2 separate regions of the Homo sapiens genome follow, and region 2 is linked to region 1. Evidence: chromatin contacts called from ENCODE Hi-C or POLR2A ChIA-PET data. All regions are on one chromosome and are shown on one strand. The core of a region is the stretch at or near the end of the contact, and the rest is flanking DNA. Distances in the headings are between cores, read along the strand shown. Region 1 overlaps ATP11AUN (ATP11A upstream neighbor lncRNA). Region 2 overlaps ATP11A (ATPase phospholipid transporting 11A).

Region 1 (6,645 bases), core at 1,750-4,249:
GAATCTGAGAAATGTCAATTCTAACAGTGATTAAATATTTCACACCTATTTGATTAGCCCTCAGCATTGGAGAGACAGGGAGGTGAATCCGGAACTCTCCTTGGCTGCTGGGGGAGAATAAATTGGTAGAATCTTTTGGGGAGAAATTTGACTTTATAAATGAAAATCATCTATTAAGATGCACACTTTTAAGGTGGAGATTCCACTTAAGACTTCACGCTGAGACAATGGTGATCTGTATGGACAAAGGTTCACTCTGGCATATTTTGCAATAACCAAAAATGAATACAATATGGACGTCTATCACAAGGAGACTGGAGAGATGAATATGATAGAGTGATATAATTCAATATGGGTTTTTTATTTTTATTTATTTTTTTTTGAGATGGAGTTTCACTCTTGTTGCCCAGGCTGGAGTGCAATGCGATCTCGGCTCACTGCAACCTCCGCCTCCTGGGTTCAAGCAATTCTCCTGCCTCAGCCTCCCAAGTAGCTGGGATTACAGGTGCCTGCCACCACACCCGGCTAATCTAATTTTTTGTATTTTTAGTACAGACAGGGTTTCACCATGTTGGCCAGGCTGGTCTCAAACTCCTGACCTCAGGTGATCTGCCTGCCTCAGCCTCCCAAACTCTGCTTTTTTTTTAGTAGCATAGGAGGACCTGATACCTCCCTGCAGCCAAAACCCCTCCTAGCTCCAGGTGGACAGGAGGTGAGAGGGAGAGGAATCACCACAAGAAAAGGTCAGAATCGTCTGAGAGAACGTTTCTCCTTGGGGGAATCCCACAGCAGTGGAATAAAGCAAAGAACCTAGGAGACAGATGCCTCCTGCCAGGGGGCCTGATGTGGGTGCCTTGTTTACTAAGCATTTATTTATCACTGCTAAACACCCCCAGGCCGGTGGCTGAGCTGACCTCAAGATCTGAGATAAAGCTAGGGTGGGTAGAAGCAGAAAGTACAACTGCATAATTTCAGTGCCAATGAATAAAGGAAAACGGTTGTTGGCTAAATGGATCAAGCAGCCCACCCCACAGCCCCAAATACAGCATACGGTAGGAAAACAAATAAGTTATTTCCACTGGCATTGATGCTTTTGGGTCTTTTTGAGAATAATTTACTATAATTCGTGTAGAAAACCTTTGATTTTAGAAAAATGTTTTAAATAAATTAATTTTTTCACAGTCTACTGTTGATACAGGAGTTAAGAAGAAATTAGGCAGATAGTAAGGGTGTGGAAGTCCTCGGTGCGGTTTTTCCTTTTAATGAAAATCAGCCCCAAATCATTTTCCTTTCTAACAAAGAGCAGCCTGTGAAATCGAGCTGCAGACATAGATGCAGGCAGTTGTGCCAATCATTTTCAAGATGGCGGCCCCCTCTTGTCTGTAATCCCAGCTACTCGGGAGGCTGAGGCAGGAGAATTGCTTGAACCCAGGAGGCGGAGGTTGCAGTGAGCCGAGATCGCACCACTGCACTCCAGCCTGGGCGACAGAGTGAGACTCCATCTCAGATAAATAAATAAATAAATAAAGCAGGACTCAATTACAAATCCAAAAAGTGCTGGTGCTCTCAGACAACAGTGGAGGAAATTACCTCTCAATTCTCCTTTAAGGCAAACGGGTCGTGTCAAGGTCAGGAAGAGCAAATGCGTCTCCACTCAAAGGTGCGATTCAGAGCTGCCGGTGGCTGGGGCCCGTCCGCAGCCTTCCCTGAGCTCCCCTGTGAATGCTGTGCGGATTGTTCAGATGGAGATCACTGAACACCTACTAAGCGCCAGGTGTCTGGGGGAGCACGTCACTGAACACCCACTGAGCTCCAGGCGTCTTGAGGGGCACTTTCCACCGATTTTGTCCCTGATGGCAGAGCCGCTGTGGGACTGGAGGTCATAGAATTCTCTTCATCACACAGACAAGGACATGGAGGGTGGAGATGGCCGAGGGTGGCTACGGGCATCTTATCAGGAAGGAGTCTGCCTGGGACCCCACTCAGGGCTCACACCCACACACACACTCTCCATGCCTGGGACCCACACAGGGCGCGCACACACACACACACACACACACACACACACACACACATCCTCCACCTGATTCTTCTGCCTCCTGGATTCTGTCTGGGGCTGAGACCCAGGTAGCGGCCAGCACCAGGTGTCTTTCTGAAGCAGCCAGTACAGAGACCCAAGACAAGGCCCTGGGGCCTCCTTCCTGATGGGGCCTCCTTCCTACTAGGACCTCCTTCCTGGTGGGGTCTCCTTCCTGGTGGGACCTCCTTCCTGATGGGGCCTCCTTCCTGTTGGGGCCTCCTTCCTGATGGGGCCTCCTTCCTGGTGGGACCTTCTTCCTGGTGGGACCTCCTTCCTCATGGGACTTCCTTCCTGGTGGGACCTCCTTCCTGGTGGGGCCTCCTTCCTGTTGGGACCTCCTTCCTGATGGGGCCTCCTTCCTGTTGGGGCCTCCTTCCTGGTGGGGCCTCCTTCCTGGTGGGACCTTCTTCCTGGTGGGACCTCCTTCCTCATGGGACTTCCTTCCTGGTGGGACCTCCTTCCTGGTGGGACCTCCTTCCTGGTGGGGCCTCCTTTCTGATGGGACCTCCTTCCTGGTGGGGCCTCCTTTCTGATGGGACCTCTATCCTGGTGGGGCCTCCTTCCTGGTAGAGCCCATGGGGAGGAGGTAGGGACGGGACTCCCCCTCCTAAGGAGTCTGTCTGCCATGTGCATAGAGACACCTGACACCAGGGTCACAAAGGACCCGCCTTCCCCTTAGTCCCAAACTGAGGGGTTCCCAGAAGGATGGGACTTGCGGTGTTAAAACCAGGAATGTCCCAGGGAGGTGGGAGTGAGCCCAGAGCCCAGGCTTTTGCTGGAGCCCCCGAGTCGCAGGGCAGTGGCCTGGACTATCTCACCAGCTGGAGGAACACTGCCACCTGCCAATGGCGGCACTGCTAATTTCCGGTCACCGCAGTCAGCTAAGATTCATCCCACCTGCCTAGGGGCTAGGCCTCAAACCCACGTCATCTGCGTTGTCTGCAGCTGTCAGCGTCTTGGAATGTGCACCCACAGGGCTCACACGCTGAGCGAACTTGGCTGTGTGATTAGAGCCCCGGGCTTCTGGGTGAAGATTTAATTTCTCTTGTTAAATAATTTACAGCTCTGGCAGGCAGCTGAAGAAGTTTCATTTGCAAATGCCAGTGTTTTTAGCTTAGCTTTTTCCCTCAAAACTCTGAGTTTGAAAGAATAAACTTAAAAAGGATACGTTTCCAGGCTTTCTTCTCCCTTCATTGAATGGTGTTTCTTCATGTAGCTTGAGGAAATGGCTTGGAGTCAGTTGCAGGAAATAAAGTGAAAATTAGAGACTCACAGCCATATTGGCAAGAATGAGAGAGAGACAGACAGAGAGGAAGGTAGGAAGAAAAGAAGGCACATAGAAACCTAGGTTTGTATTATATGTGTGCATACACATGTGTAACCCTCTAGTACATAACGGGAATATGGAGGAGATATTGGGAACCCCTGTGAGACAGTGCACCAGTTTGAGACGATACATTGTGTACTTGGAAATAAGAGAGAACATGCTATGAGTTGTATTTATGTGCTACTTTGTTTATTTATTGTTGTTTTTCCCTGTCAGCAGCAGAATATGTGATATTTTGTCTAAACCTGACTATGTCCATATGTGACAGGCCTGAGGGGAAGCATGGTGTTTCTAACCTGTCTCTCTCTCTTCACTCCCTGCCCCACCTCCTGCCCCTCCCTGTCTCCCAGACCCTTCCCAGGCCTCTTAGGCAGCACGTGGTGGCCAGCAGAGGAAAACAGGATTCCAGAACAGTCATGCCATCTCTTTCAGACAAACACATGTTGTTAATACCAGCTTCCCTAACTTGAAATAAATTCATACATGTTATCTACCCTCACAGACAGTTTTTGAAAATCTCTGTAGTGTCCAGACTGAAACAGAAAAGAGAAGCCAAGATAAACCAAAGATCACAGGGATCCCCGAAGCTCTCCAGGGGCAGGGATGATCCTCCCCAGGGGTCGGAAATTCCCAGGTAACTTTTGACTCTCCAAAAACTTAACCACTGATAGCTTCCTGCTGACCGAAAGTCAATTAACACATATTTTATATGTTATATGTACTGTACACTGCATTGTTATAATAAAGTAAGCTAGAGAAAAGAAAATGTTATTAAGAAACTCAGAAGAAAGAGAAAATGCATTTATGGGACTGTACTGCACTTATGGATGCCGTAAGTTTACTTTCTTTATAAGATGAATCGTCCGTCTGAAATAGCGGCAACCACAGCTGCAGACCTCGATCTACGGTACATACCAAGCATTTCCACTTTTTCTGTTATGTGGTGACGTTTTTCTGCTTCTTGTGGGGGGGGGGGGGTTCCAGCATCACCAGTGGCACTTCGTGTGGGTCCTGTGGTACTATTCAAACACGAGAAATACGTGAGAACTGCAAGAGGTCACTGTTTCCTACCGAACGCGATGTACTGAAGAGACACCTGTTCACATGGAGATGATTAGCGTCACACGGAGTTTTAAGGGATTCCTCAGGATGCTCACGCTCACCATGACAGCTACAGGAGGTGGCTGTAAAGTCTTTGCAGTAGTACAGTACTCACTACAGTTAATTTTTATTCTATTATTATTATCTTTTTTTGACATGGAGTCTCGCTCTGTCACCCAGGCTGGAATGCAGTGGCACGATCTTGGCTCACTGCAAGCTCCACCTCCCAGGTTCATGCCATTCTCCTGCCTCGGCCTCCGGAGTAGCTGGGACGACAGGCACCTTCCACCACGCCCGGCTAATTTTTTTGTATTTTTAATAGACACAGAGTTTCACTGTGTTAGCCAGGATGGTCTCGATCTCCTGACCTCGTGATCCACCCGCCTCTACCTCCCAAAGTGCTAGGATTACAGGCGTGAGCCACCGCGCCCGACACTCACTACAGTTATTTTTATGCAGTTATGACATCACGCTGCATCTTTTTTTGTTATTGTTTTGTTTTGTTTTGTTTTGTTTTGTTTTGTTTTGAGATGAGTCTTGCTCTGTCGCCCAGGCTGGAGGGCAATGGCACAATCTCGGCTCACTGCAGCCTCTGCCTCCTGGGTTCAAGCAATTCTCCTGCCTCAGCCTCCCAAGTAGCTGGGATTACAAGCGTGCACTACCACACCTGGCTAATTTTTGCATTTTTAGTAAAGACGGGGTTTCTCCATGTTGGCCAGGCTGGTCTCAAACTCCTGGCCTCAGGTGATCCACTCCCCTCGGCCTTCCAAAGTGTTAGGATTACAGGCGTGAGCCACCGCACCTGGCCTCACACTGCATCTTCATATTGGTTTACATTTCTCTCAACTGTGAGTGGCACCATGTACAGTCTGTGTTTGTGTGCATACGTTTTCATAAATTTTAACTTTTTATAATCATTTGTGTATATTTTATTTTGGTAAATAATAAAATGGACTGGTATCTACATATATTTTATGTCTTCATGAGATATCTAACCTTTTCTTAATTTTTAAAATATTTCTAGGCTACACATTTTATCTGCAAGTTTTTTCAAATTGTTGCAAATCTCCAAAGTTTTCCAATACATTTGTTGAAAAAAATCTGTGTGTAAGTGGACACATGCAGTTCAAACCCGTGTTGTTCAAGGTCACCTGTAGTAGTTTTGATTTTTATTTATTTTGGATTTCTAATCATTATTTTTATTTTTAATTGATAGAATAATTGTACTTATTTATGGGGTGCAATATGATTTTTTTAATTGAAAGCAAGTTTATTAATAAAGAAATTAAAGAGTGGCTACTCCATCAACAGAGCAGACACAATATGATATTTTGATACATGTATACATTGTGTAATGATCAAATCAGAGTAATCAGCATATTTATGACCTCAAATTCTTATCATTTTTTATGATGGGAACATACAAAATCCTGTCTTCTAGCTAGTTTGAGATATATAATACCTTATGATTGATTATATTCACCCTACCATGCAATAGGACACCAGAATTTATACTTTCGATCTAATTGTAACTTTGTACCGATTGACCAATCTCTCCCTGTTTTCCCCTTACTAACACCCTCCCCAGCCCCTGGTAACTGCTATCCTACTCTCTACTTCTATGAGATCAGGATTTTTAGATTTCACAGATGAGTGAGACACGGGGTATTTGGCTTTCTGTGTCTGGCTTACTTAACATAATGTCCTCCAGGTTCATCTATGTTATTGTAAATAACAGGATTTTGTTCTTTTTTATGGCTGTATAGTACTCCATTGTGTTTATATACCACATTTTCTTTATCCATGCATCTGTTGTGGGATACTTAGGTTGATTCCATATCTTGGCTTTTGTGAATAGTGCTGCGATAAACATTGGAGAGTAGTCATCTCTTAGACATACTGATTTCATTTCCTTCAGCTATATACCCAGAAATGGGATTGCTGGATTATATGGTAATTCTATTTTTAATTTTTTGAGGAACCTCTATACTGTTTTCCATAATAGCTATACATTCCCACCAGCAGTGCACAAGAGTTCCTTTTTCTCCACATCCTCGTCAACACTTATTATCTCTTGTCTTTCCAATAACAGCCATTCTAACAGGAATGAGGTAATGTCTTCTCGTATTTTGATTTG
Region 2 (6,645 bases), core at 2,564-5,063, 67 kb after region 1:
TTTGCTCACTAAGCACTAAGAACAAAGAGGCTTTGTTCTCTTGCGTGTGCATTTGGATATGTCGAGGGAAGCCGGGTACTCCAGGCAGGGCCCAGAGGTGGTGTCACCCTGGCAGCACACTGCAGCGGTCACTGCTGAAGACACAGAAACAGCTTCCCGTGTTCTTGGACTTGACATCAAAGATGGAACGGGGATGTGGCCTGGGAACGAGGAACGTGGAAGCCAGGAGTGAGGAAGTGGGAGGGTCCCACAAGACAGCAGAAGGGCCTGGGGTTAGTCCCGGGGTCAGTTGTGGGACGCTGGTGCTCCCTCTCCTCCACGGCTGGGCTTCCCGGGGTCATGAACCTGTCTCCTGCCCGCCTCTTCTGGCCCCCAGCGAATGACATTGCATATAACTGCTTTTTTAGAGTGTTAAGAAAAAGGCTGTTTCCCAAATTCAGATTAGTATGAGCAAAAAGAAGGAGACCACATAGGAGCCAGGATGTGAGGGCGACCAGGAGGTTCACCAGGCCGTCAGCACCGCAGCCGCTGGAGGCGCCAAGTGCAGGCCGTGGCAGACAAGGGGAGGCCGGCACACTGCCCACCATGGGAGCTGCTGGGTCATTTTAACTTAAATATCCTGGGGCCACATAACCCTGCAATCTGAAGGACGCTACAGTTTGCAAAAACCAAACTCTGTATCAGTGAAGGGTCCAACTCACAATATTTGAGGAGATTTATTCTGAGCCAAATATGAGTGACCATGGCCTGTCACACAGTCCTCAGGAGGTCCTAAGAACAGGTGCCAAAGTGGTCGGGGCACAGCTTGGTTTTATACATTTTAGGGAGACATGAGACATCAATCATTGTACAATGGTTTTGCCCAGAAATGCAGGACAGCTGTAAGTGGGCCGGCGGGGGGTAGGGGGACCGGGGAGGAGGGTGGGCCCGGGGAGAGGGGGGCGGCCAGGGGAGAGGGTTTCCAGGTTATAGGTAGATTTAAATTTTTTCTAATGGACAGTTGGTTGAAAGACTTATCAGTAGAAAGGAATGTCTGGGTTGGGGTAAAGAGGTTGTGGAGACAGGGCTTTATCAGGGTAGCGAGTTTCAGGGAGAATGAATAGATTGTAAATGTTTCTCAGTGGACTTCAGGTCTGTGCCAGCGTTTGTGCTGGTCAGCCTTTCCTGAATTCCAAAAGGAAGGAGGGGGTGAGGAGGCATCCGAGTCCCATCAGGGCCGGAAGCAGGTTTTCAGGATAACTTTGGAGTGCCCTTGGCGGAGAGGAGGGCTCCATTCAGATGGGTGAGGGCCCTTCAAATTTACTTTTGGTTTACATACGTAAAATACTTTAGAAAGATTTATTCTGAGACAATATGAGTGGCCGTGGCTTGGAAAAACACAAACCTGAGAACCATCGAGGAAGTGGTCCAAGGTGGTGGGGCTGGTTGGATGTTACACATTTCAGGGAGGCAGGAGTCATAGGAAAGACGTAAATCAATGAGTGGAAGGTCGACGTGGCTCAGCCGGAAAGGCAGGATGACTTGAAGTAAAGTAGGCGGATTCAGAAATGCTTTACTTTTTTCTTTTTAAGTATTTTTTTTCAGAGATTCTTTAATTTGCAGTTGATTAAAGGAGTAAGGTTCTATCTAAAACTTGGAGTCAACAGAAAGGAATGTTTAAGATAAGGAGGCCCTGTCAGAGTCAGCCACAGGGTCAAAGAGCCCTGTTTAGCAGGTCTGACGCCCGCAGGCGGGACTTAACCCTCATCTGTAATGGCACTGGGCCCTGTTTATAATTTGGCATCTTAGTGCCACAGAGTCTGGTTTTTTTTCTTCGATCCTGTGAGCGTGGGTTGAGGTAAAGAGGTTGTGGAGACCAGGGCTTTATCACGCAGATGATGTCTTATTGGTGTCTTATTGCCACAGAGTTCCCCACCTCCCCCCGCCCTCTTGTCATTCAGGCTGTTGTGCAGTGGCGCGATCTCGGCTCACTGCACCCTCCGCCTGCCGGGTTCAGGCTATTCTCCTGCTTCAGCCTCTTGAGTAGCTGGGATTACAGGCACACACCACCACACCTGACTAACTTTTGTACTTTTAGTAGAGACGGGGTTTCACAATGTCGGCCAGGCTGGTCTCAAACTCCTAACCTCAGGTGATCCGCCTGCCTTGTCCTCCCCAAGTGCTGGGATTACAGGCGTGAGCCACCGTGCCTGGCCAGAGTGTATTCTGTTTGTTTTATGATCTCTGTATTGATGTTAATGCTGGTCAGTTGTGTCTAAACCCCAAAAGGGAGGGGGTAGAAGGAGGTATGTGTAACCTCTGTCATGGCTGGGAGCTCAGTTTTTAAGATTTTTCTGGGGTTCCCTTGACCAAGAAGGGATCCATTCAGTCGGAAGGGGCTTAGGATTTTATTTTTAGTTTGCAAGTTGAATGTCTAGGCAGCTGACTGAAGGTTATTTGATGAAGCCAAATGCCTGGATGCTCCCAAAGTGTGCATATCTGGTCCTCTGTCTCGCCCGAAACCCGGAGGCCCTCAGGGCCTGTGGATTCCCGGGAACGCTCGTGTCACACGGGCTCGGGTGGCATGTGCGGGGACATACCACTTAATGTACATACAAGCCTGTCGTGTGGCGCAGTTGATCTCAACTTTTAAATAAAGAAGATGAGCATCGCCCCCTCCATCATCCCTGCCCACACCTCTCACCAGCGCCCACTGCCTGGGTGTGGACCAGCCCCTATCGTCCCCATCGCCCCCTTCGCCCCCTTCTCCCCCATCGCCCCCTTCACCCCCTTTGCCCCTATTGCCCCCTTCTCCCCCATCGCCCTCTTCGCCCCCATCGGCACCATCGCCCCATTCCGACACTGCATGCCCTGAGTTCAAGTGGACCCCACAGGTTATGGGCTCTGTCCCCCAAGACGGCCTGCTTCAGACACAGCTACAAGTCTCAGGGACCACCTACACTTCTGAGCACCTGCCATAAACGTCAGGGAGGGCCCTGTGACTCAGGGTTGACGATTTACTGGAAGGACTCGCGGAACTCAGGAGGTCACTGTGCTGAAGACAAGGGGCTTATGATGGTGGGAGCAATGTGATGGGTCCACTGGGAGCCCCCTGTCCCCGTGGAGCTGTCACGTGGCCCTCCTCCAGAACCGTGTATGTGCGGCAGCCAGGATTCGTGCATCCAGAGTTTCATCAGAGTCTCATCACTGCTTGGGGGTCTCATCACACTATTGGCCAAGAGATTGAGTTCAGTCTCCAGTGTCTCCCTTCTCCCCACAGGTCAGAGGTCAGGCTGGGGATGGAAGCTGCAGCCCTGTCCTGGGGTGAGGCCGGCCCCCCCCCAGGAAGCTGTTTGGGGCCCATCTTGAGTCTCCTCATTAGCATAAACTCAGGTGTGGTCCACAGGGGCTCTTGGTGAGCAACAGAAACACTCCTGCCATGTGGGAAATTCCAAGGGTCCTGAAGCATGCTGGGCACCGGAACAGAGGCCAGGTGTGTTCCTCATTCCACCACGGAGCCAGGGTCTGACCCAAGTGTTTCTGTTTCCAAAGGTGATCTGCCTTCCTCTGCTCCAGCCACCCCTGCGGCCATGCCTGTGGTCCCCTGTGTGGGCTGGGCTGTGGCCTTGGACCTGGTCCCCACGTCATTTTCTTCTCCCTTGGGGTGGATTGTCTGTGGGCCCGGTGTGGGACCAACAGCTGATGGCCGACGCCTCTTGCCGTAGGTTGCCGGCCATGCATACCTGGGGGAAGACTTGAACTCCATCCCTCTGTCAACCCTGTTCTGAGTCACAAGAGACACTGCAAACCCCCCTTGTGGGAGCTGACTCAGGCTCGGGCTGGGCTCAAGGCAGTGGGGTGGGGACAGACAGGTAAACCTGTGATCATGATACGATGTGGACCTCCCATGGCCAAGGTGAATCCCAAATGCTTTGGGAGCAGAGTGACCAAAAGAAGACCCCTGGGGAGCAGACGAGGTATGGGCAGAGGCATCACCCCCTCCACTCTCTCTGCTCTCAGCCCTCACCAGCCCACTGCCCGGGCATGCACCAGCCTCCTTCGCCCCCATCGCCTGGCCCCTGCCACCTGGGTTTCTCAGCCGCTGCCTTCACTCACCCCTCCCCACACCAGTCTGGAGTGATAGGCTGCGTCTGCACGCGGCTGGCTCTGCCTAGGTGCCCAGGAGTGACTGGCACAAGTGTGTGCTCTATGTGCTTAATGCCTCTAACGACCAAGTGTGGGAAGCTTTTCTCGTGTGTAGTAATGAAATAGCTCAGATGTAAGCAGAACAGATGCACCAGCCCTCCCATGCCCCAGCCAGTGAGTGTGTGGCTACAGCTGTGGCTGCAAAGTCCCCATCCCTGGAGTTCCTTGGACAGGAGAAGCTTCTATTTGTGGAGGATGACTAAGGACAACGTCCCTGAGGGTGGCCTGTTGGTTACAGGAAGCTGAGGTTTGGAACAGATCCCTGCGTGCAGGTGAGAACGATAGAAATGGGTGAAGGAGGCTGAGAGAGACTCAGGAGCCCCTCCCCGGCAGCTGAGGTGACGAGGGTGCCCCTGAAGGACGCCCTCAGAGCAAGGTGCTGGGGAGGGGGCGGGAAGCGGTGGCCCTGGGGCCTGCTCACCGCACCTCTGTGCCAAGCAAGCTTTGTGCTTTTAGTTTTCACCGACTCTGCTTCTGTAAACGCAGCTGGTGTCTAGGGAGTCACAATCGGTCCTTGAAAAGAGGAGGCTTCTCTGAAGGGAATAGTGTGTGTCACCAGGAGGTGTATGCCGGGGATGGGGCACGGCGTGCGTGCAGGGAGAGGGGCCAGGGGGCACAGTGTGCATGCAAAGAGAAGGCCCAGGGGGCACTGCATGCGTGCAGGGAGAGGAGCCAGGGAGGAAGCACGTGCGTGCAGGGAGAGGGGCCAGAGGGCACAGTCTGTGTGCAGGGAGAGGGGCTGGGGGCACAGCGTGCATGCAAAGAGAAGGCCTGGGGGGCACTGCATGCGTGCAGGGAGAGGGGCTGTGGGGAAACACAGTCTGCATGCAGGGAGAGGGGCCATGGGGCACCATCTGTGTGCAGGGAGAATGGCCGGGGGCAGTTGATAGGTGCTGGGGGACAGGCCTAAAGGCAGTTGTACTTCCGAGAGCTTTTCCCGGCAGATTCCCAGATCTGCAGGTGAATGAGGTGAAGGAGCCCAAAGGGGCCGTCTGGATGGCAGCTCCTGACCTTCTCCATCTGTGCTGCTGCCATGTCCTCTCTAATGCTCCAGCCGGGGGTGCTGCAGATGCTGGGGGACAGAAAACAGAGCCAATCAAATGCCTGGCTTTGCAAACTGGAAAAAAAAGTCCATTGCTTTTGCAATTTGAAGGGCTCACAGGAGCAGAAAATTAGTGGTGAAGAGTGTTATAAAATTATTGGATACAGTGCCTTAACCTGTAAACTTGAAGCTGAAAGTGTGCCATGAGAAAGGTACAAGCAGAATAAAAAATGCACCACCTAATGCTACTGTAGGTCCTCTGAATAAATAATTGTAAAGACATCTTCCTTGGGACATGGATAATAGGGAAAAATCTCACAGAAAACTGGGGACATTGCAAATTTTTTTTCTCATATACAGCTTTACAATTCTTGCATAGCTTATGCGAATTTCTTACTATAACTTGGGGTTGTAGGTAATAGTAAATCTGAACGCTGCTGCTGCTGCTTCTTTTTTTTTCTTGAGACAGATTGTTGCTCTGTCGCCCAGGCTGGAGTGCAGCAGCACAATCTGGGCTCACTGCAATCTCCGCCTCCCAGGGTCAAGCGATTCTTCTGCCTCAGTCTCCCAAGTAGCTGGGATTACAGGCATGTGCCACCATGCCTGGCTAATTTTGTATTTTTAGTAGAGATGGGGTTTCACCATGTTGGCCAGGCTGGTCTCAAACTCCTGACCTCAGGTGATCTGCCCGCCTTGGCCTCCCAAAGTGCTGGGATTAGAGGCGTGAGCCACTGTGCCCTACTGAACGCTGTTTCTAGTGATAACTTGCTGCTCTATTTTTAGCAAGTTTACTATATTTATTTACTTTATTCAACCAGCAATTACTGAGAATCTGCTATAGGCAGGTTCTGGGAACACAGGAAACAAAGCAAACAACAGAAATAAGAATTGGTCTTTTCCTGGTAGGAATTTAAAATCTAATGGGAGCAGCAGCAGTCTCTTTCCAAAAAAAAAAAAGATAAATGCCACAGGTGACTCTAGAGAACACTGCTTTTGTTCTTTGCACGTGAAGGAACCAGGCTGCCTGAGGTGTAGAGGCTCCACACACCATGCAGGGCCCGCACAGGCCCCATTTGGCAGGCAGAGGTAGTCCCTGCCCGTTTTCTTGAGGGCTGGTGGCTGCCTGGGAAATTCACCTGACACCAGATTGAAATGCAGATCGGCTTTCATCTGTTTCTGGAGCTAAACTCTGGCTTCGTGCAGCCTGCCACGCAGCTCGGGGACTCCGGCGCTGGGCGAGGAACTCGGCTCCAGGTGCATCTTGTTAAAGGCTGAGCCCCATTTCTCACATGCGTTGCGGAATCGAATTCTCCGTGTAACTCAGAACTCAGAGTGAATGAGAGATCGATACATGTAGGGTTCCAGCAAGGGCCGTGTCTGGTGAGCAGGGGAAAAACACCCCTTTTTCATAGACCAGG

What was found. A loop is a pair of places that touch in the nucleus more often than their neighbours do. ChIA-PET counts read pairs that join two places held with the same protein, here RNA polymerase II (POLR2A). Pooled maps may share reads with other maps.
Region 2: POLR2A ChIA-PET joins it to region 1 with 14 read pairs in BJ. The contact joins two enhancer-like sites. A Hi-C loop is called at or near these places in 1 of 168 maps with a recorded cell type or tissue (sigmoid colon) and 6 of 50 pooled maps. POLR2A ChIA-PET finds 5 or more read pairs at or near these places in 4 of 52 experiments (BJ, CD8-positive, alpha-beta T cell, MCF 10A and 1 more).

Annotation. Positions count from the first base shown.
Region 1 is chr13:112,655,237-112,661,881 of GRCh38, forward strand. The region is part of intron 1 of ATP11AUN (ATP11A upstream neighbor lncRNA); the gene reads left to right. Among named protein-coding and RNA genes, the nearest start is that of ATP11AUN, 12 kb to the left of the region's middle. Within about 2 kb of position 3,000, at least 3 of the 41 ENCODE cell types and tissues checked have a DNase peak (open chromatin) inside an H3K27ac peak, as active enhancers do.
Region 2 is chr13:112,721,377-112,728,021 of GRCh38, forward strand. All of the region lies in intron 1 of ATP11A (ATPase phospholipid transporting 11A), which reads left to right. Among named protein-coding and RNA genes, the nearest start is that of ATP11A-AS1, 30 kb to the right of the region's middle. RefSeq lists enhancers at 1,845-2,346, 3,073-3,652, 3,653-4,232, 4,031-4,080. Within about 2 kb of position 3,814, at least 8 of the 41 ENCODE cell types and tissues checked have a DNase peak (open chromatin) inside an H3K27ac peak, as active enhancers do.